Regions from separate parts of the Homo sapiens genome. Here region 2 is linked to region 1. Evidence: chromatin loops called from intact Hi-C (ENCODE). Cell type or tissue: PC-9. All regions are shown on one strand. Each heading gives the region's core, and the rest is flanking DNA. Links, peaks and the distances in the headings are about the cores only. Region 1 overlaps ROR2 (receptor tyrosine kinase like orphan receptor 2). Region 2 overlaps IPPK (inositol-pentakisphosphate 2-kinase).

What was found. Hi-C counts contacts between places; a loop is a spot of excess contacts. Peaks named below come from ENCODE experiments on the same cell type or tissue, not always from the same donor. Only the 100,000 strongest peaks of a DNase experiment are listed, where the experiment ranks them.
Region 2: it touches region 1 in a loop (6-fold over the local background); 3 of 110 quality-filtered maps call a loop at or near these places.

What each region holds. Positions count from the first base shown.
Region 1 is chr9:91,769,033-91,779,567 of GRCh38, forward strand. It overlaps ROR2 (receptor tyrosine kinase like orphan receptor 2), which reads right to left. Exons shown (of 9, transcript NM_004560.4): 2 at 6,709-6,786. Among named protein-coding and RNA genes, the nearest start is that of MIR3910-2, 140 kb to the left of the region's middle. In PC-9, for the core only: CTCF peaks have their summits at 6,607 (motif pointing right) and 6,807; no DNase peak of the experiment used is centred there; H3K27me3 peaks cover 6,779 bases.
Region 2 is chr9:92,628,574-92,639,108 of GRCh38, forward strand. It overlaps IPPK (inositol-pentakisphosphate 2-kinase), which reads right to left. Exons shown (of 13, transcript NM_022755.6): 9 at 9,428-9,707; 10 at 6,585-6,735; 11 at 5,813-5,915. Among named protein-coding and RNA genes, the nearest start is that of IPPK, 36 kb to the right of the region's middle. In PC-9, for the core only: CTCF peaks have their summits at 6,319 (motif pointing left) and 6,519; no DNase peak of the experiment used is centred there.

The DNA of each region.
Region 1 (10,535 bases), core at 1,634-9,633:
GGTTTGCTTGGGATTGCGTGGCTGTGGGCCGGGCGGAGGCAGACAAGACTGGCAGGGGCTGAACTGGCTGCTGACTTGGAACCTAAGAATGACCTGCCTGGAAGCTTCCCTCCACCAAGTCCTAGTGCTCGACAGCTGCTCCCTCCCCATGTCATCCTGGAGCTTCTCTTTGCGCCCACAAAATGTACCCCTAGCAATCCCCAGCCCAGGGTGGATGTGGATGTGGACACTGGACACTGGGCTCAGTGCAAGCCTCCCGTGTCCTCGTAAAAGGAGTTTCTAGCTCCAGCCGACACCCGCAGGGCTGAGATGCCCCACAATGAGCATGGAGCCCACCCTGGCCTCCTTGGTGGCAGCCTGGTCCTCTCCCTACCTGTGCCCCTTAAGCATATCAGCACCTTCAGAGCTGTCCTGGGGGTTCCCTGAGCACGCAGGGCATGTGGGACACCACCCCCCACTCCTGCCCTTGGCTACATAACAGCTGAAGTGGCCAGAATGAAACCCGAGTCTGACCCTGCGTGCCCACCGTGAGACTGGGTGTCATAGCCTTGCTGCTCTGAGCGGGACTCTACGTTCCCTTCCTCTCCCACGCCCGCCTCCTGCCTGGAGCATCCTGAGCTGTGGGGCCTTTGCCAGCCATTGCCCCTACGTCCTCTCTCAGTGGGGCTCAGCCTCTCGACCACCCCAACTGTGACAGCCAGCACCGCTCACTCCCGTCCCGGCCCCGCCTCCCTCCAGTACCTTCATGATCTGAGGTCCTCCTGTGGTTCCCACACTTGCTTCTCCCATTTAGAAAGACACTCAGAGAGCCCGGAGGGGCAGAGACCACGCCGCCTCATACTGGGACGTTTTCAGAGACTCTGAGCGCCCAGCATGCTGTGGGCTTCGGTAAATACTTGCTGAATGCAAGAAGCCTCAGTTCAGGGGCCACATCCTCCCAGAAACCCCCCGTGCCCATCCGAGTACCGCCTTGGACATCCAGACCACCAGCAGTTCCATGTGCATTTCTGCTGCACCGTACTCTTCACGTTATTTTCTCTTTATTGTTCTATGTGTCTAGACCCTGTACTTTCTCTCTTTGCAGGGAAATTATTAAGGAATAACAGAGCAGTCTGCTGCAGGGGGATGCCCTCATGGTGGCCCTGGGGACTGCACCACGCTCCCCTGTGCATCCTTATTTGTGCCTGAGTACCCCTTGTGGGTATCTGGTAAACCTAAGCGTCACCTCTGTGTTCAATCTTTATGTTCTCAAGATGAAAAGAATTCTGAGGACAGGCTACAATCACCTGGCAGGAGGACATTCCTCATAATCTTTACCCTGGCTCGCCTGCTGGCGGTCAGCACGGGGGCCCACCCCAGCCTCACTCGGTATGGGCGGGGGCAGGGTGCCTCTCACATTCTGGTCTGGGCACCTGGAGCACACCCACTCCAGGGAGTGTCTTCCGTATTCTAAGGAAACAACAAGCCCAGGCACAACAACGTTATTGCCTCCTGGAACCAGGCGTGCACCCAGCAGCTGACACACAACTGCCATCTCTGTGCACGCTCAGAACAACTAACATTCATCATGCCCAGTCTGTAGATTCAGAAACTGGAGCCTGAAAAGTAACTTTCTGTGGGGTCCCTGGCCAGAGGAGACACACCTAGCAGAGTTGCATGGCACATCCTGATGCTGAGCCCAAGTTGTGAATAACAAGCCTGACAGACTTTATGCTGACTATGTTTGCAGGGATGATCCCATTTTCATTTGTACCCTTTTAGCCTTGGAGACCCTCACTCTATGTTAAACCTAACAAACTATCATACGTACACACAGGCACGCATGCCAGGAGTTCCAGAATAAACCAGAAGCACACACAATAATTCGGCCGATATGACCTACATGAACTGGGAAACTGATGCTTGGTAAACAGAGACCAATAGGCATGGTCTCCATGTCAGCTCAGGGAGCTCTGCTGACTGCTTTGTTTTCTCTTTCCAAGGAAATTTTAGTTCAGCACCACAGCCTGACATGGCACAAATAGCAGGGAACAGCCTAGTAACCCAGGCACTGGTTTCACTACCCTGTTATTTAGAATCCACTTGAGATCACCTATAATTGCAACACAACCTCATATGGGCAAAGTCAGGAATCCCCCTGCTGGCTGCAGTGTGGACGAGGAGCAGCTCTTCTCTGAAGTCGAGAGACACAGCTCGCCGGGTCTATTTTGGCTGAGCCAGAACAGGAGGCCAGCAGACGGGCGAGCCCACATCACCCCGCCCCAGCCTTCAGAAATTATCCACTTCCCACAAACATTCCAAAGTACTGATCTTTCAAAACACAAGCTGTATTCCATGTGCATTTAAAACACAGTCTTGGAACGAAAGAGCATGTGGTTTCTAGGTCAGATATAAGCCTCTGTAAGTAACAGAATGATAATTCTAAAGCATGTATGTGTGTATGTCTCCTGGACGTCTAATGTAACAACGAAGACAAAGCTCTGTTAAATATTCACTCACATGTTAACCCGGTTATAACCAAGTCCTACAGTCGCCTGCAGTCTTAAACAATGACAGTACTTTGGCATATGAAAACTGAAGGCAAACTTTTCATCTGTAAATCACAACATCCTTAGTGCTCATTTTCTCTATATAGGCTTTTTGCTCTGAGAATCTCTCTCTCTGTCTCTCTCTCTCTCTCCTCTCTCTCTTCTCTCTCTCTCTCTCGATACCATCTACCAAATATAAGCTTCATGCCAAATACTGACCCAGGACATCTGAACAAAAACACATTTTCCAGCTAATTCTTAGATTCGCTTTTGCTTGGCCAAAGGTAAAGCTGTCATATCACTGATGAACTGGTCCACAGGCCAATGTCACCTGCCAGTGATTTTGCAGATGTTTATACATCATGACTGATGATTGGGTTAAATAAATAGCTAATATAGTACATTCAGCTATGATTATACATGTGATTAGGCCAAATGTGGCCAAGCGTGACATTCCCAGAAGCTCTATGAGCAAAAACGTGCAGGAAGAATGAGTCTGGCTTTGCCAGGCCGACTCCTTCTATTACTAATCATATAAGGAAGGGGCCAGGAGTAGAAGGACGGGTGGAGTGAGTCTCCATTTGTGCAGGAGCAAGAACTCAAAAGGAAGTAAAATCACACTACAGGACCAGATAATTCATGAGCAAGGGAAAGATTGGGGCCCCTACCCTGAGACTTCTGGGGGGCAGTTCACTACAGATCCTGTCCCGCTAAGAGTGCTGATGATCCACCAATCATCACGATGGTGATGCTAACAAATGGCGCCAGCATCAGCTACTGTTTCTAGGTGCTTGCAGTGAACTGAGCAAGCCCTTTCATCCCGCCTATGCTGGGGGTGCTCCCATCTTGAAACTGTGCTGAGAGCAGTGCCATGCCCAAGGCCCTGACCCCAGGGGGAAGGGTGAAGCCACCATTTATCCAGGCCCATCCTCTTGCAAACCCAGGCTCAGAACTGTGATACTATACTACTCTATCCTGCTACTGCAAAGAAAGGCAGCCCGGCCTTCTGTGGTTCTTTGCTTTCTTTTTGTACTACCCTTTCATAAACATGCATGTATGTACAGATGTGCCCACTTGACGGGCCACCTTTAGCGTCCGTGTTTCTGTGCTCTGGACAGGTCCGAGGCAAACTTCCAAACTCTGTAATCAATCAACTCCTTTCGGTCATGGGAACGCACTGAACACACATGGTTTTTAAACCATTCACTTGTGGGTTAACAACAACAACAAAAAAGTCAAGAGATTATCAAATCCCAACAAACAAAAAGCACGGTAGAAAGCATTCTATTCTACGCTTGAGAAGTTGCTCCACTCCCAGAAATGGAACTGAGAGAATCCTACCTTAGAGCACTGAATTTGACTTATAAATGCCAGGAGCTTGCAGCATCCAGGGAATAAAATTTTCTGTCAAATTTCATCTGATGGTCATTTTTTCACCTTGATAAGCAAATGCATCTTCCTAAGTGCATCATGAATATGCAGCTGTTTCTGCCTCGCAGGGTTATTTGTGATCACTCCACTTAAAGAACAGCTCCCATCCCACATGCAGTCCCAGGGCCCCTGCAGCCCTCTGCTCCAGAAGCCTTGGCACAGCCCCGCCCCAGGCCCACAAGGAAGCCCCCGGGTGAGAGGTTTGCAGCGCATCTGAAACAAAGGACTGCAATACATTTTCCCAAGGAAATATCAGAGTCTATGGAATGACTCAAGTTGGATTCTCGGCCGTTAATATGGCCTGTCTGCTTCTCATCACTCGCCCCCTCCCCCTCAACTGCATCCTCTGCTTCTCCTCAAACCGTGCTTCACAGCTGCCGTGTGATTTTTTCACAGAGTAAATCAAACTGCACCACCCCCGACACCAGACGCCCTCAACAACCGACAATCAAACACAAATTCCAGGACCTAAAGTGCTGTGCAGGGCGTAGCCCAGGGCTGCCCCATGAACTTTCCGTGATACTGGAACGTTTTAGATTTGTGCTACCCATTGTGGGAGCCTCTTGCCAAACTGAAATGTAGCTAGTACAACCAAGGAACTGAAATCGTAATTTTATTTATTCTAACTGACTTGAATTTCAAGAGCCTTCCAGCTGCCCTATTGAGATTCATGGGTTCAACCCCGGCTGACTCTGACCTCCACCTTGCCCCAGCCCATAAGCCAGGCATCTCCCCTGCGGTACCACCATGACACCAAGTCCCGCTTGACCCAGGGCCCCCACTGGGCTTCGCACACACTTCCCTCTCGTTTTCACTTGGCCAGTGTCCACTCTTCAGATCTCAGCACAACCATCTGTGCCCAGATCAAGAGATGTGTTCCTCTTCTACCCTCCCAAAACCTGATCTCTTCCTTTAGGCCACTTGGCCACAACTCAGAATTTTATCATGACCTGACAGCTTGCCTTTCCCCAGACCTGTAAAATCCACACAGCAGAGAGCACAGTTCAGCCAACACGTCCTAGGATCTTGCGCAGAGCCAGCTATGGGGACAATCAGTAAGTATCTGTGGTCTGTCTGCACTGTGGGTTAAGTCAGGCTTTTGAGAAAGAAGTTGAGAATCTAACCAACAAAAACTATTTTTCTTCCTAAGGAAATGTGGTCCCCAAGGCCAGTGTACTAAACAAGCTTTCAGAGCATGCGTTTACTACATTTAACATCCTACAGAGGATGGAATCCTCTTAAGCCTCCAAGCACCAGGCACCAGCCTCACTGCCACCCTGCATGCTGGGCAGAGCTCCACCTGCTCTTGGTTTTAAACAACTGACCTCCATGAGGAAGCTGTGCAGAGCCACTCTGTAGATTGGACAGAAATAAAGTGGCTGTTCTGGCAGTTGATTGTTATGGACTGAGCAGTGGTGCCCCCCAAACCCATAAGTTGAAGCTCTATCCCTCAATGTGATGATATTTGCAGGTGAGGCCTTTGGAAGGTAATTAGGATTAGATGAGGTCATGATGGGGGTGTTATGAAAACACCGGGATTCGGTCTAGGTCCTCCTGCTCCCCAAACAGAAAGCCAATCACTGAAACAACAAGCAGTGCCAAGGAAAAGGATTTTAATCGGCTTTAATCAGGTGCTGCAGCCAAGGAGATGAGAACTCAGTCTCAAATCCATCTCCCCAATGGACTAAAATTTGGGGTTTATACATCAGAGAAGAAATGTAACTATGTGTGAGAAAACAGGAACTAGGGAGGGGTAAGGAAGCAGACATGATGAAGGAGGGCCTGGAGAAGCATGATTCGATACTTTTTTGAGGGGTCTGGGCATCCTTTTCCTGAAGAAGGAAGTCAAGATAAAACAAATGTAAGTTTCAAACTTTAAGACCAGAAGGGTCAATTTCTCTGTTTATCCCAAAGAACCGCCTATAGGACTATTGGGTCGGTTTCAGCGGGGCCTCCATGACAGGAATAGTGTCCTTATGAGAAGAGAATCAAACAGACCTCTGTCTCTCCACCGTAAGAGGACACAGCAAGGCGGCAGCTGCCTGCAAGCCAGGAGGAGGGTCCTCTCCAGAACCCAACTGTGCTGGCACCTTGATCTTGGACCTCCAGCCTCCAGAACTAGGAAGTGTGTGTGTTGTTTCAGCTTCCTGGTCTGTGGTGCTTGCTAAGGCAGCCTGAGCTGACTGAGACAGGCTATCTGTGGCTATGGGGTAACACTATATGCATTAGCAAACACGTCAGTTCCTCAAGCCACAGGTCTGCATCCGGGGGAAACTTGTTCTATTGACCCTACAAATCTATGGTGCATTCCTGCAAGGTGTGCCAAGTGAGCATGGCTCTGACCACAGGCCCAGGGGAAGAACTGAAGCCACAAGACAGAATTCCAGGTGGCTGGGAGGAGGAGGGCCGTCCATCTGCCCACTGAGACGTACACACACCTCTGGAGTCACATGCAACAGGAATCCAGCTCCTAAGGCTCCGCTCAGGCCCTTTCCCCATCTGCCAGGCCGCCATCTGTCCACCCATGCCTCCCTGCGTGTCACCTCCCACCTGTGGCCCCAACAGGCCCTCAATGCCCTCCAAGTCAAGAAACACAGGAATCAAGGTGGCATTCCACCATACCCACCACCAGGGGGCACCAAGGGGCCAGAGGACCCCCAGCGCCTTCCTTCAGGCAATGGCAGTGCAAGATGAGCCTCAGCACAGGGCATTTGGAGGACATGGAGAGCACCTGCATGTCCCAGCTCACCTTTCAGAGTTGGAATCGGGCCGTCCTGCCCATCAAGGGGTCCTAAAGGGTCGTTCGGATCCAGAACCTCCACTTCACCTGGGAAAAAGAAACCAGGATAGGTATTAAACAAGTTTTCCTTTCAGGAGCCTTTAATTTGCTTCTTATGCAAAGACAACAGCATTCTAGCAAAACTACCCAGTATTTGTAGAAAACACAGAGGGATAAGACATTATGGTAACCTCTAGAGGGATTTTATAGTGATATAAAGATATGATGTAACAGTAAAAGTGATTTTGAAGCTTATCACAAGAATAGCAAATGCGGGGGCTTTGCAACACAGGTATGGAAATAAGTCAGTGGAGCCTGGGCTTCATTCAGAGAGGGACAGAGAGCGGGAAGGAGAGGGAGAGAAAGAAACCAAAGCACTGGCTGGCAAAATCAAACACTTCTGTAGCCAGATGCCGCAGACTGCCCTCCAGATGGAGGTCCTGGTAACTGGGTAATAAATTCAGAGTTGGAGAATTTCTTAAGCAACTCATTCCCCTCCCCATCCCCAGACCCACTGGCAGCAGCCAAGTACCCACCCCACAATGTAAAGGACATAAATGGGCGCTGTGGCTTTTCACTTCCATTCTTCCTATCATTTCTAGTCCAAATTTACCCGTCCCCAAAAGCCAAGCCCTGAGCCATCTTTCATAAAATGTCCATGACCAGCCATTTAGAAGAAAAGTTTCTATTCTCTAAGTCTCCCTGCAAACCATACACCTCTCCCGGGGCAATCCTACCATTCTTCCTCAGGTTAACAGTTGCATGCATTTTACTCTTCCTCAACAATAGGTAAACCACATGGGGACAGCTGGTGCTGCACCCCTGGGGGAGGACGAGTGGTCCCATCATGGAAACCCAGACAGAAGCACCTCCTGCTACATAACAGAGGCTGACATCAGCTATGCAAGGCAGTCCATGGACTTCTGCTGAAGTATTAAAGACTTCAGTTTGGATTTGAAATTTTACATCAGCACATTACACACACCATCACTCAGCACTGTTTAAATGTAGAGAGACCACATGAAATCAAACATACTTGCACTATATACACACATCGAAAAGAGACAAAAATTATTAACTGCTTAGAAATTGACAAATGGTCTGAAACACTCAAATAAATACATACCCCAAAGAAAAATAAGCTTCACTAGCCCAATTTCCCTGTGGAAAAGAGTCCTAGCTCTTCCCAAGTCAGCTTCTAATTCAGAAATGGAGGCATTTTCACGTGTGGAAATTTCACTTCCTCTGCCAGTCAAATGTGGTTAATAAACTCAGCATGTCCAATCACGAGATCTTTAGAACTGACACTTTAAGTTTCAACAAAACTAGGTTGTTATTGCTAATCTGAGAAACTAAGACACCACTTATATTTCGAAATTTTAAAGTGTTATCTTCCTATACTACATAGTTTGGGCTCACTCCAGATACTGCAGCCTTCTAAAGTCAATAAGCAAAATGTGACAGGAAGTATGTGAACTAGTAGAATGGGTACAAGTGAAAACAGGGCTCAGTGTTTTCAGCAGAACCCAATAGGGTTTCTCCTAACCCGTAAAAAGAGCTAAGAATACCACCTTTCCTCCAAAATAAACAAAACATGGAAATAATAACAACAAAACTGCCACACACACACACACACACCCCATCATCATCATCATCATCATCAAAATGTTATTATTAGTTATCTGGAATTATAGGTAATTTAAATTTCTTTTATTTCCATTTAAATGGCTCTACTGTGAACAAGTATCAATTTTTTAATGGTGTGTGAGACATAATTCACACACTATAAAATTCACCATTTTAAAGTGTGCAATTGAGTGGTTTTCAGTACATTCTCAAGGTTGTGCAACGATCACCACTATGAAATTCCAGAACATTTCATCATCTCCCCAAAAAACCTCATTCCCATTAGCAGTCATCCCCCCGCCAACTCTATCCTGTCTCCTTCAGCCCCTGGTAACCACGAATCTGCTGTCTCTATGGATTTACCTATTCTGGACATTTTCTATAAATGAAATCATATAATATGCAGTATTCTAAACAAGCATCAATTTTATAATTATACTTTTCAAAATGCATGCCCTGTAGTAGCAAAAAGAAAAAAAAAGAAGAAAGCATGCTGTACCACGGGATTAGTAAACAAGGCCATTAATTTGGCTCACTCAGACCACTTCCCAGACTCGGGGGGTCTGTCTCCACAAGGAGAAGGGGATGTGGAAAACATACATGAGGCCGCAGAGATGACTGAAGTATGAAAGGGAGGAACTACCCCAAAATGCCAGAGCTACTAGGATTGCTGCTCCCAAGGTGGGGCAATTTAGGAGCAGCCAGGCTGGCCTGGTAAGGAGACCTGCACATGCCCTCACTCCTGCTGCACACAAGCTGGGAGGAATGGCTGGTGACTCGCAGGATCAGGGAACACTTTCAACTTGGCCAGTTTAGGGGCCACCACAACGGATGTTGCAATGGGTACACATACTGAGCACGTGCTTCTGCACCTAATGGGCTATCATCGTTCCTGACCGAATGACTTTGTGACAACCTCACAACACCACAACTTGCCTTGGTGGTGACTGCCAACCCGATATGGCTGGTGAATGATCACGGTCGTGCGCCCTGCAACATCTCCTCGGTGCCTGTCCTGAGTCATTCTTTACATAAAGGCCTTTTCGGTTTTCACCTGGTGCAGGCACCCTTGCACCCCAGCTAGATGATGAGCTCACCAGGCAAGGTCCCTGTCCTCGTTAGTTGCCTGGATTTAGCTGGAGGAGCAAGAGAAGAGGCCACGTGGCCTTCTGGACCATCAGAAAAGAGATTCTGAGAGGAGATTCATCTGTCCTGACTCTTCAGGACTTCAATATATTTTTCTCCTGAATATGAGGACACTACTCTAGCCAAACCCACACGTCCTCCGTTTGGGTAAAATGCTCTTAAGTGTGCCCTACATGACCATCAAGAATGTCATCCGTATGACAGGCACAGTGCCCTGACTTTTCTCCGCTGGACCTGGGTCATTTTCACTGTAAAAACATCACAGAGTGGCGAGGTGAAGCCAGAGGGAAACTCAACCCTTGGGTAGATGAGTAGGGGAGTAGTGATTTATAAGCTTCTTTTAGTTTTTTGATACTTTTTAAAGAGAGGAAAACATTTAATATGAAACAAAAATTTAAGTGTGGCTGGTATAATGAAATGACACATTCAATATCTAGTTTTATCCATGTCAAAAACACACATGACACTCTAGAAGCAAAGACTAAATATAATGTGGTATCCTGGTCAGGACCCTGGAACAGAAAAGGGATATTAGGTAAAAACTAAGGGAAAATGAATAGTGTGAACGTTAGTCAAGAATAATGCACCCGTATTATGGGGCAAATGTACCATGCCAAGGTAAGGTGTTAACAATAGGGGAAACTGGGTGTGGGGTGTGTGGGGGCTCTATGTACTGTCATCACAACTTTTCTATAAATCTAAAACTAAAGTAAAAAGCTTACTGAAGAACAATTACACATTTCCATCACCTTGTTCAATCCCTTAAAACCAAGGCTCACAAGTAGAACTGCATAAAACATTCTACCTCCAAACACTTATACTTTTCTTTTTTTTTTTTTTTTTTCGAGACAGAGTTTCGCTCTTGTTGCCCAGGCTGGAGTGCAGTGGTGGGATCTCAGCTCACTGCAACCTCTGCCTCCCGGGTCCAAGCGATTCTCCTGCCTCCGCCTCCCAAGTAGCTAGGACTGCAGGTGCCCACCACCACGCCCGGCTAATTTTTGTATTTTTAGTAGAGGTAGTGTTTC
Region 2 (10,535 bases), core at 1,701-9,700, 860 kb after region 1:
TCTCCTCAACAAATGGTGCTGACCGGGCACGGTGGCTCACAACTGTAATCCCAGTACTTTGGGAGGCTGAGGCAGGCAGATCACTTGAGGCCAGAAGTTCAAGACCAGCCTGGCCAACATGGCAAAACCCTGTCTCTAGTAAAAATACAAAAAATTAGCCGGGCATGGTGGCACATGCCTGTAGTCCCAGCTACTTAGGAGGCTGAGGGAGGAGAATCGCTTGAACCCAGGAGGCAGAGGTTGTTGCAGTGAGCCAAGGTCGTGCCACTGTACTCCATCCTGGGTGACAGAGTGAGACTCTGTCTCAAAAAAAAAACAAAAAAATGGTGCTGGGACAACTGTATATCTACATGCAAAAGAATATTGTTGGAGCTGGGTGTTACGGTGCACACCTATAGTCCCAGCTACAGGGGAGGTTGAGGCAGGATTACTCGAGCCCAGGAGTTTGAAGCTGCAGTGAGCTACGAACACACCACTGCACTTCAGCCTGTGTGACAGAGCAAGACCCGACCCTGTCTCTGAAAAAAAAGAATGATGTCGGACCTCTACCTGAAATCACATACAAAATTAACTCAGAATGGATCAAACACCTAACTATAAGAGCTAAAACTATAAAACTATTAAAAGGGAACATGGGAAATCTTCATGACCTTAGATTTATTTAGCAATGAATTCTTAGATATGACACCAAAAGTATGAACAACCTAAGAAAAACTAAACTGTACTTCAACAAAATTAAAAATGTTTGTGCATCTAAGATATTACCAAGAAAGTAAAAAGGCAACCAACAGAATAGGAGAAAATATTTGCCAATCATGTATCTGATAAGGGTCTAGTAGCCAGAATATACAAAGAATTCTCAAGATAAATGACACTATTAAAAAGTAGGCAAAGGGGGCTGGGCACGGTGGCTCACACCTGTAATCCCAGCATTTTGGGAGGCCGAGGTGGGTGGATCACTTGAGCTCAGGAGTTCAAGACCAGCCTGGGCAACATGGTGAAACCTTGTCGCTAACAAAATACAAAAAATTAGCCAGGGATGGTGGTGTGCACTTATAGTTAGTCCCAGCTACTCAGGAGGCTGAGATTGCACTACTGCACTTCAGCCTGGGTGACAGAGAGAGATTCTATCTCAAAAAAAAAAAAAAAAAAGTAGGCAAAGGATCTGAATAGACATTTCTCTGAAAAAGATATATAAGTGGGCAACAAGCACATGAAAAGATGCTCTTAGTCTTCAGGGAAATACAAATCAAAACTACAAGATACCACTGCACACTCTCGACGACGGCTAAAATCAAAAGGACAAGTAATAACAAGTGTTGCTGAAGATGGGAAAAAAATAAAGACAACTTCATACACTGCTGGTGGGAAGATCGAACCGTACAGCAATTTTGGAAAAGTCTGCCCAGGTCCTCAAAAATTTAAACATAAAAGTGCCACTGGACCTAGCAATTCCACTCCTAGGCATATTACCCCAGAAAAGTGAAAACGCACATCCATGCAAAAAAACCCTGTACCCAAATATTGATAACAGCATTGAGCATAATAGCCAAAAAGAGGAAACAACCCAAATGTCCATCAATGGATGAATGGATATGTCCACCCCATGGACTATTACTGAGCCATGTAAAGGAATGAAGTACTGATGCATGCTACAACATGGATGAACCTTGAAGACATCAGGCTAAGTGAAAGAAGCCAGCCACAAACGACCACACATTCAATGACTCTGTTTATATGCAATATTTGGAAGAGACAAGTCTACAGCGATAGAAAGTAGACAGGTAGTTGCCTAAGGCTGGGGGTCATGGGGAGACAATGGGACGATAGCTAAAGGGTACAGGGTTTTTACTGAAGTGATGAAAATCTAAAATCAACTGTGCTGATGATTGCACGTATCTTTCAATACAGTCAAAACCGCTGCACTGAACACTTTCAGTGGGTAAACTGTATGGTATATAAATTACACCTCAATAAAGTTGTTACAGAAAAGAAGGAAAATGGAGAAATAGCTAAGCTACAAGAATGTTAGGCAGTGATATGGAAAAACACATGGATAAATCTAAACATCTGTGTAAAATAATACTCTAAATTATGACTAAAAAAAAAAATACCAAGACAAACAGAACAATACTGCACATAAGTTTGGAGAGACAACTGGAATTAAGTGTCCCAAGTCCTTATATTGTGTGTGGACTGGGAGTATGAAATAACTGATTAGACTTTAAATATGCAGGATCAAATTGGACAAGACACCACAAAAGGGAGAGAAACAGGAGTAACTTCCAAACACATAGAGCAAAAAATGACATAAAAAAAACTAATAAGTAAAAGTACACAGAGGTCAAAAAACTATGGGCTGGGGGCCAAATGCAGCCCACCACCTCCTGTTTTTGTTTTCCTGGAACTCAGCCCCACTCATGTTTTCTCCATGGCTCCTTTTGAGCTACAGTGGCCAGGCCGGGTACCTGCAACAGGGACCAGACATTACAAATGTCTGCTGACCCCTGCTACCAGATACTACACAACAGACAAAAGCAAGAGTTATTGGGGGCTTCAGTCTCCTGAGCACTGAAATGAAGACAATATTCCCTCTTTTCTTCAGCGGTACACAGTTCAATTTTTTTTTTTTTTTTTTTTGAGATGGACTCTCGCTCTGTCACCCAGGCTGGAGTGCAGTGGTGCAATCTTGGCTCACTGCAGCCTCCACCTCCCGGGTTCAAGCGATTCTCCTGCCTCAGCCTCCCAAGTAGCTGGAACTACAGGCATGCACCACCATGCCTGGCTAATTTTTGTATTTTTAGTAGAGACAGAGTTTTGCCATGTTGGCCAGGCTGGTCTCAACTGATCCACCTGCCTCAGCCTCCCACAGTGTTGGGATTATAGGCGTAAGCTGCCGTACCCGGCCCACAGGGTTCAATTAGATAAACAATATGAGTGCAAGAACTTTTGTGTAGGAAGGAATGTCCTCAGCCTACTCCTCAGCTTCAGCTTCACAACTACCCTCTTCAGGTTCAATTACCAGAAGCTAACTTCCTACAAGAGAAAAAGGGCAGGCCCTTCTATGACAGCACGGAAAGACCTCAAGCCACGTTTCTCCCACCAGTAACATCTTGCAAAGCTACAATATCACAGCAAGGTGAGTGATGCTGACACAATCCACAATCTTATTCAGATATCTCGGGTTTTACATATATGCGAGTGTGTATGAGAGTGTGTGTGTGATCACACGTAGGTTCATGCATCCACCACCACAGTCAAGATACAGAACAGTCTGATCACCACAGGGATCCCCTGGTTTGACCTTTTATAACCACATCTACCTCCCTTGTTCCTCCTTGCCAACCCCTGGCAACCACAAATCTTTGCCATTCAAGGATGTTATACACACAGAATCATTCAGTGTGACCTCTGGAGATTGGTTTTCGTCACCAACAAAGCCCCCTGGAGGTCCACCTGGGCTGTTTAGCAAGAGTCTGTTCCTTTTTGGTGCTGAGCAGAGTTCTGTGGTATGAATGCACAGTCTGTCTGACCCGCTGGAGGTCACCGTGGAAAGACATGTGGGTGGTTTCCAGTTTTTAGCTGTTACAAAAAGGGCTGCTGTGAACATTTCTGTACAGGTTTTTTGGTGAGTGTCAGTCTTCATTTCTCTGGGATAAATGCCCAGGAGCACAAGTACAGGGTAATTGCGTGTTTAGTGTGTAGGAACCTTCCAAACTGTTTTCCGGAGTGACTGTGTCATTTTCCATCCCCATCAGCAACAGATGAGAGATCCAGTTTCTCTGCACCTCCATTTGGTGTTGTTTCAGTGTCTTTATTTTAGCCCTTCTGCTAGTTAAGTAATGTCTGCTTTAGCTGCTTACAACACTACATTTACATATCAGGTTAAAAGATTAAAGTAAAATTAAAAAGTAATCCATACTTATTTTGTGGAAAACTGAAAAATACAGAAATACATAAAAAGGAAATAAAGTCCTGTTTCTTCTCTTAGGAAAAAACCCGCCACACTGCTGTTTATACCTAAATCAACGTACCCAACTGGCAGACAGCACGAGGCAGGTGCCACTGCTTTCTTCTCACCCCAGGGCTCCACTTGGAACTCTCCTCACCAGGATGACAACTCTGCCCTGGGCCTCTGCTAACATCCCTGTGGCCCTTTGCGTCAGAGCCTCACCTGAGGCTTTACCAGACATCCTCAGTTCTCCTCAAAACAGACAGCTGCAGCCCCAGTTAAAGAAAGCACTGAGGGCTCTCTCCCAAATGTGAGCCACAGACATGTCAACGGGACAGGGCAAGTGGGTCCCAGGGCTCCAGGCAGCGGTGCATGCACATGTGGGGAGGAGCGCCAGCTCGCTCCAGAACAGGTTTCCTCACTGCTTATTGTCCTGTAAAGGCTTTGGCAGCCTAGTAAAGCCTATGGGCCTCTCTCAGAATAACTTTTTTTTTTTTTTTTATGAGATGGAGTCTCGCTCTGTCGCCCAGGCTAGAATGCAGTGGTGCAATCTTGGCTCACTGCAATCTCTGCCTCCCAGGTTCAAGTGATTCTCCTACCTCAGCCTCCCAAGTAGTTGGGACTACAGACGCCTGCCACCACGCCTGCTTAATTTTTTTGTATTTTCAGTAGAGGTGGGGTTTGACCATGTTAGCCAGGATGGTCTCAATCTCCTGACCTCATAATCCACCCGCCTCAGCCTCCCAAAGTGCTGGGTTTACAGGCGTGAGCCACCACACCCGGCCCAGGATAACATTTTAAAATGTGTAATATAAAATACAGGTGGCAGAAATGTAAAATACCAAAAAAAAAAAAAAATGTTTTTTTGAGACGGGGCTTGCTCTGTCACCCAGGCTGGAGCACAGCGGTATGATCACAGTTCCCCGCAGCCTTGACTGCATCCTCCTACCTCAGCTTCCCAAGTGGCTGGGACTCTAGGCACACGCCACTACGTCCAGCTAATTTTTTAATTTTTCTTTTGTAGAGATGGGCGTCTCACTATGTTGACCAGGTTGGCTTCCAACTTTTGGTTTTAAGTAATTCTCCCACCTCAGCCTCCCAAAGTGCTGAGCCAAAATATTTTTAAAAACAAATGTATTCCGTAGTAATATGTAACATTTAATGCAGTGATGAATAAACCACATCTCAAAGTGTCTGCAGTTACAGTGTGAGACGGAAAGTCTGTTTTTTTATTCTCTTAGTGGCAAACTCCTGGGTCCTGATGAACCCACAGGCTCATTGCCACATTCGTAATGGAAAGAAATGCTAAATTCCAGGTACAGCTTAGTGAAAATGAAGATGCCATTTTTTTCCTATCCAAGCTCATGGAGCCCTGAATTTCACAGACCCAGGAAGTACAGGGCCAGTCCTCTTCCCTAAGAGACTCCTGCAGGCTGTCCCTTGGCCTCGGTTCTAAGGGAAGGAAGCCGCCCGCATACAGCCAGGGGCAGGGCAGAGGCACAGGTGGGGTCCCAGGACCCTGGCAAGGGCCTTGTAGCAAGGGACAGTTGGCAGAGAGCCTGTTGTGGGCTGCTGAGAAGGCATGCAGATGGGTTGCAGATCGGCCGCCCCTGGGGCCTGACCCCACCAGGAACGGGCCAGGGCAGAACTCAACCAAGGGAAATTCCCCTTAAAACCTCAATGCACCACCACCTGCCCCAGTTCATCTGGGAGAAACTTCAGCCACTTCTTTTTGATCCCAAGTTTTCTGCTTTAAACCTCAGGGGTAGGTAATGGAAAAAAAAATACAAAAAACAAAAAAACAGATTAGTGCTAAGAAGCTAAGGATCACACAGCAAGTTTTTGGATGGGTCTGCCCACCTTCGTTAGCGCGAAGGCCACTGTCCCGTCATCCTCAGTGGAAAGGTCAAGCAGCTTCTGGTAAAATGCTTCATCATAAGGCCCATCTATTTGTAAGGTTTTTCTGAAGAAGAAAGCACAATAAAAACAGGATGACAAAGCCGCACGGAGGTTGTTTCTTAAACTGCTAACAGTCTACAAAGCCCAGCACCACTAAACATCACACATTTTGTTTTGAAAAACACATAACAGATCTATCTCCCTCATGTTAAACATCAAGGTTTTTAACAGAACTCAGCAAGACCAGAACCAGCGAGCCTTGAAGCTGAGCCTTCTCCTGTTCATGACAAGTAGCATCCTGCGTCAGAGATGCAAGGAAGACCAGCGAGGAAGGAAGAGGATCCTGGCCCCGACTGGACACCGCGGGTGTGGACCCCAATGACCCGCAGTGAAAGCCCAGGACAGAGGCTGGGCTGACACAGAACGACCTGCAGGAGCGCTGCTCAGCTGTGGAGCAACACTGCCCTCTGCAGGCTCAGCCCCATCTTGGGGTTTCGAATTAGCAAGGTCACAGACGTGCTTTCTTTTCTAGAAACAAGTGACCCTGTTCCTCCTTTACAAGGCACTACATTCCAGAGCAGGCCTGGGCACCTGGGAGCGGAGGACTGGGGTAGGAAGTGGCCGGCATGCTTCATCCTCCTGGGAAGCTGTGCCTTGGGAGGCGCATTCTTACCCTGCCCACTCCCACAGTCTCCTCTCAGGGCTGCCCAACAGGGGGACCGCCCGACCTCACCTCTCCTCGGGAAACTCTTCCAGGTATCGCTCAACCCGGTTGTACAGAGGGTAGAGGCCTTCGATGTCCAGCAGGTCCAACATCTGCACCTGGAGGGTTTTGTACAGAAGACAGCCCTTCGGTAACCCCGAGCGCTCTGGGGTGTTTTTTCCTACCGAGAACATCAGGGGAAAACGAGAGCATGTTGATTATCAAAGAACGTGGAGGGAGACACAGGCCGGCGCAGACCGCAGGGCTCATCCTGGGCTCCGCCATACGGGCATCACCACAGGCAAGGACTGCACCCTGGACTGGCACTAAGGACAGACGAGATGACGCTCCCGCCTCACAGAGCTGCTGGAGCTGCAGCGTGCCTGGACCACACTGGATGCACCAGGCCAAGCACAAAGGAGGGAGCAAGAAATGCACATGTCCTGCCTCGTGGCTCTCCTCTCCCAACACAACTCTCAGAATGTCCTTTAGATTCCACCACAACAGCCCTGGAAGTCACTTTATGATCTAAGTTTAGACATAATCCTCATTTTAAGTCAGGTCACAAAATTTCTTCTTTTTCTTTTCTTTTTTTTTTTTGAGACAGAGTCTTGCTCTCTGTGGCCCAGCCTGGAGTGCAGTGGCGTGATCTCGACTCATTGCAACTGCAAGGCAAGGAATTTCTAAGATCCTGCTGACATCCTAAATCTGCAAGACCACTAAAGGAGGAAAACCCTGGGACACTGTCTGCAGAGTCCAGAGCCATGAGCCCACACTGAGAGGCAGGTAAGACCTGGGCTGGCGACAGGCACGAGCTCAGAACCAGCCACACAGAGCCACAGACAGGGGTCAAAGCCACTGACAAGGACCTGTTATATCATAGGGACAGAGGCAGAAACAAAACTCCACTTGCCACTCACAGTTGTTTGGCACCTGTGCTGTACAGGGTGCCAAGTGAGCTTGGGAGGTACCAAGTCCCAGATCATCTCCTGCCACTGAAGGGAGCAACCATCTCCCACAAAGAACCAAACTACAGGCAAAGACACAGTAAGAAAGGTGTCCATGCAGGGGGAAAACTGTAGTCAGCTGCAGATTTCACTAGGACCCGGCACGAAAATGCCAACATGCAGGGAAACAGGAGTAAAAGTTCACATGCCCAACTAGAGGGGATTTGTTAAAATTACAGCAGATCCATGCATGGTCAATAAAGAACAAAATGCATGTGATCTCCAGGCGCCGTGGCTTACGCCTGCAATCCTAACTTTCTGGGAGGCCAATGCTGGCAGATTGCTTGAGCCCAGGAGTTCAAGACCAGCCCGGACAACATGGAGAAACCCCATCTCTACAAAAAAAAAATACAAAAATTAACTAGGCGTGGTAGTGCGTGTCGGTAGTCCCAGCTACTCAGGAGGCTGAGGCAGGAAGATCACTTGAGCCCTGGAGGTGGAGGTTGCAGTGAGCCAAGTTCACACCACTGCACTCCAGCCTGGGCAACAGAAACAGACCTTGTCTTTAAAAATAATTAATTTAAAAAAAAAACATATATGTGATGATATAGATACAGATTTATGCTAGTTAAGTAAAGAAAGTCAAGTTACAAAATGACATGTAGAGTATGATCTTATTGTTTTAAACTGCACATCCCAGCAGCCAGGGCCCAGCTCCACTCCCTCCTGTCTGTGTCCATGTCCAAAAAGGTCTGCAGGAGCCCCGGGGTGCTGTGGCGCCTCCTGTTGGTGCCCCCAGACCACCTCAGCAACTGGTGCCATCTGTCGTTGCAGACACAGTTGGCTTCCTTAAAAGCAATTATGTGCCCAGATTATAGGCATAATTTTAACAAAATTTTCTGAAATGATCAGGAATCACTTTCATAACAAGAAAAAAAAAACCCCCACAAAGTTCATTTGTAGTGAGAAAACATGGTGGCTCATGCCTGTAATCCTAGCACTTTGAGAGTCCAAGGCAGGCGGATCACTTGAGGTCAGGAGTTTGAGACCAGCCTGGCCAATATGGCGAAACCCTGTCTTTACTAAAATACAAAAATTAGGTGTAACGGTGCGCACCTGTACTCAGGAGGCTGAGGCAGGAAAATCACCTGAACCTAGGAGGTGGAGGTTGCAGTGAGTCGAGATCACACAACTGCACTCTGGCCTGGGTAAGAGAGTAAGATCCTGTCTTGAAAAAACAAAAGAAAAAATTGGCACAGATAATAAGGCAGGGCTTAGGGTATGGGTTGGTTTCTGGTTGCACACAAGCAGGACTGCTGTCTTCAAACCATCTCAGGCTCCCAGAGACCATGGGGTCTCTATGGGCTGCCAAGAATCACGGGCAGCGTCAGCTCATGAGATGTCAGGACATGTGGCAGCGGCCAGGCCCGGCTCCTGTCTGCAAGGAAGGCGTCCCGCAGTCCAAAGGCCCCATGGGTCTGTGTCTTCACCCCAGACTTGTGAAGACATCCCATTGTGGTAGGACCCAGCCCTGCAGGATTTCTGTGCCTCAATTCTCTCTGTCTAAGGAACAAGCCAAGGAAAACCTGTCCCCCGGGTTGCAATGAGGATCCAACAGGATATATAACATGGTTGAAAACATTCAACAAACCAGAGAGGACCACAACATATGGATGATATTCTGGGGGAAAATCCTACAGCCCAAATGTGTCCTGCAATTTACAGATGCAGATAAAAGGCAAGAAAGGGAGTCTGCATCTGGGGGTGAGAGGCAGCGAGGCCCCGTGCTGGGAGCCCTGGCGTAACCAGGTGGCATCCCCCAGAGCCCCCAGGAGGCTGTGCTGACCGCCTGGCCACCCATGGGGACTGCAGAGTCCCAAGGCCCCTGCGGCCCCCACCGCCTACCTGGGGAAGGCTGGGCCCTACCTTGGCAGCGAAGGCTCCTACTGAAAGGGCTGGCTTCGCAGACTCGCGGGCCCTGAGGCCCGAGCCCCGGACTCAGGGTGCCTGCCCGGCCCTTGTCCGAGCCACTCAGCAGCACCCGTGTGATCACGTGCACCAGCTCCCTGATCACAGCCCTTGTGCAGTGGGGCCCACTGGCCAGGCCGTTGGAAGGGAAGAAGAACGGCTTCAGGTGGTGTGCAAGCTCGCTCCAGTCAGCCACGGGGCTCCGGGCATCTTTGCAGCCGTAAATCAGCTCACCATTCTTCAGACAGGGAAAAGAAAGAGGGAAACGTCAAACCACCAAGCTTGTAGGAAAAGAACTCAGTCCCCACCACCAGCATCCCAGGCAGCGGGTGAAAGCCAAGGGCCCTGATGCTGTCCACCCAATCTGGGGCCGCTGCATACTCCGGCTCCTCCGGGGAAATCCACCCTCACGAGCTGTGCTATCAACCAAGCACCAAACCTCAAGACATGAAAAGGAAGGAAAGTTTCAAAAACTAAAGAGCAGTGCCCTGGCCTGACCAACGCCCCCAGACAATGATCCACAGTATATTCAGAAGCCAAGAGCAAATGCTCACCACAAGTGACAAACTCCCAAAGCCACCAGCCCAGTTACTCAAGAACCTGAGGGCCTTGGCTCTGGCCCTGAGCAGACAAACGTGAGGATGGCAGTCAGCACCAGCACCACAAACGAGTGTGTCCTGGGGTTCAGGCCACGCCCAGGGTGACCCCAGTGCTGGGTGGTACAGCTGAGCCAGATGGTGGGAGAAGCTGCTGGCATCACCAGTATGGTCCATGCTCAAGACGGTTCTGCCTTCTTAAATCAAGCCCAGCAAAGAAACTCCTTACAACATCAACACTTAGATTCACACATTCCCAGGGCACAGGCAGGGACATCTGCTGCCATGCCCAGGGGGAGTCAACACCATGACTCATGGGGGTCTGGATGCTGCCCAGGGGAAAGGCCCCTGACAGCGGCCAACCCCAGGAGAGTAGCAACTCTTTAAACCTTATTTATTTCTTTTTAAAAAAAAATTTTAATGTTTTTGAGACAAGGTCTCACCCTGTTGCCCAGGCTAGAGTGCAGTGG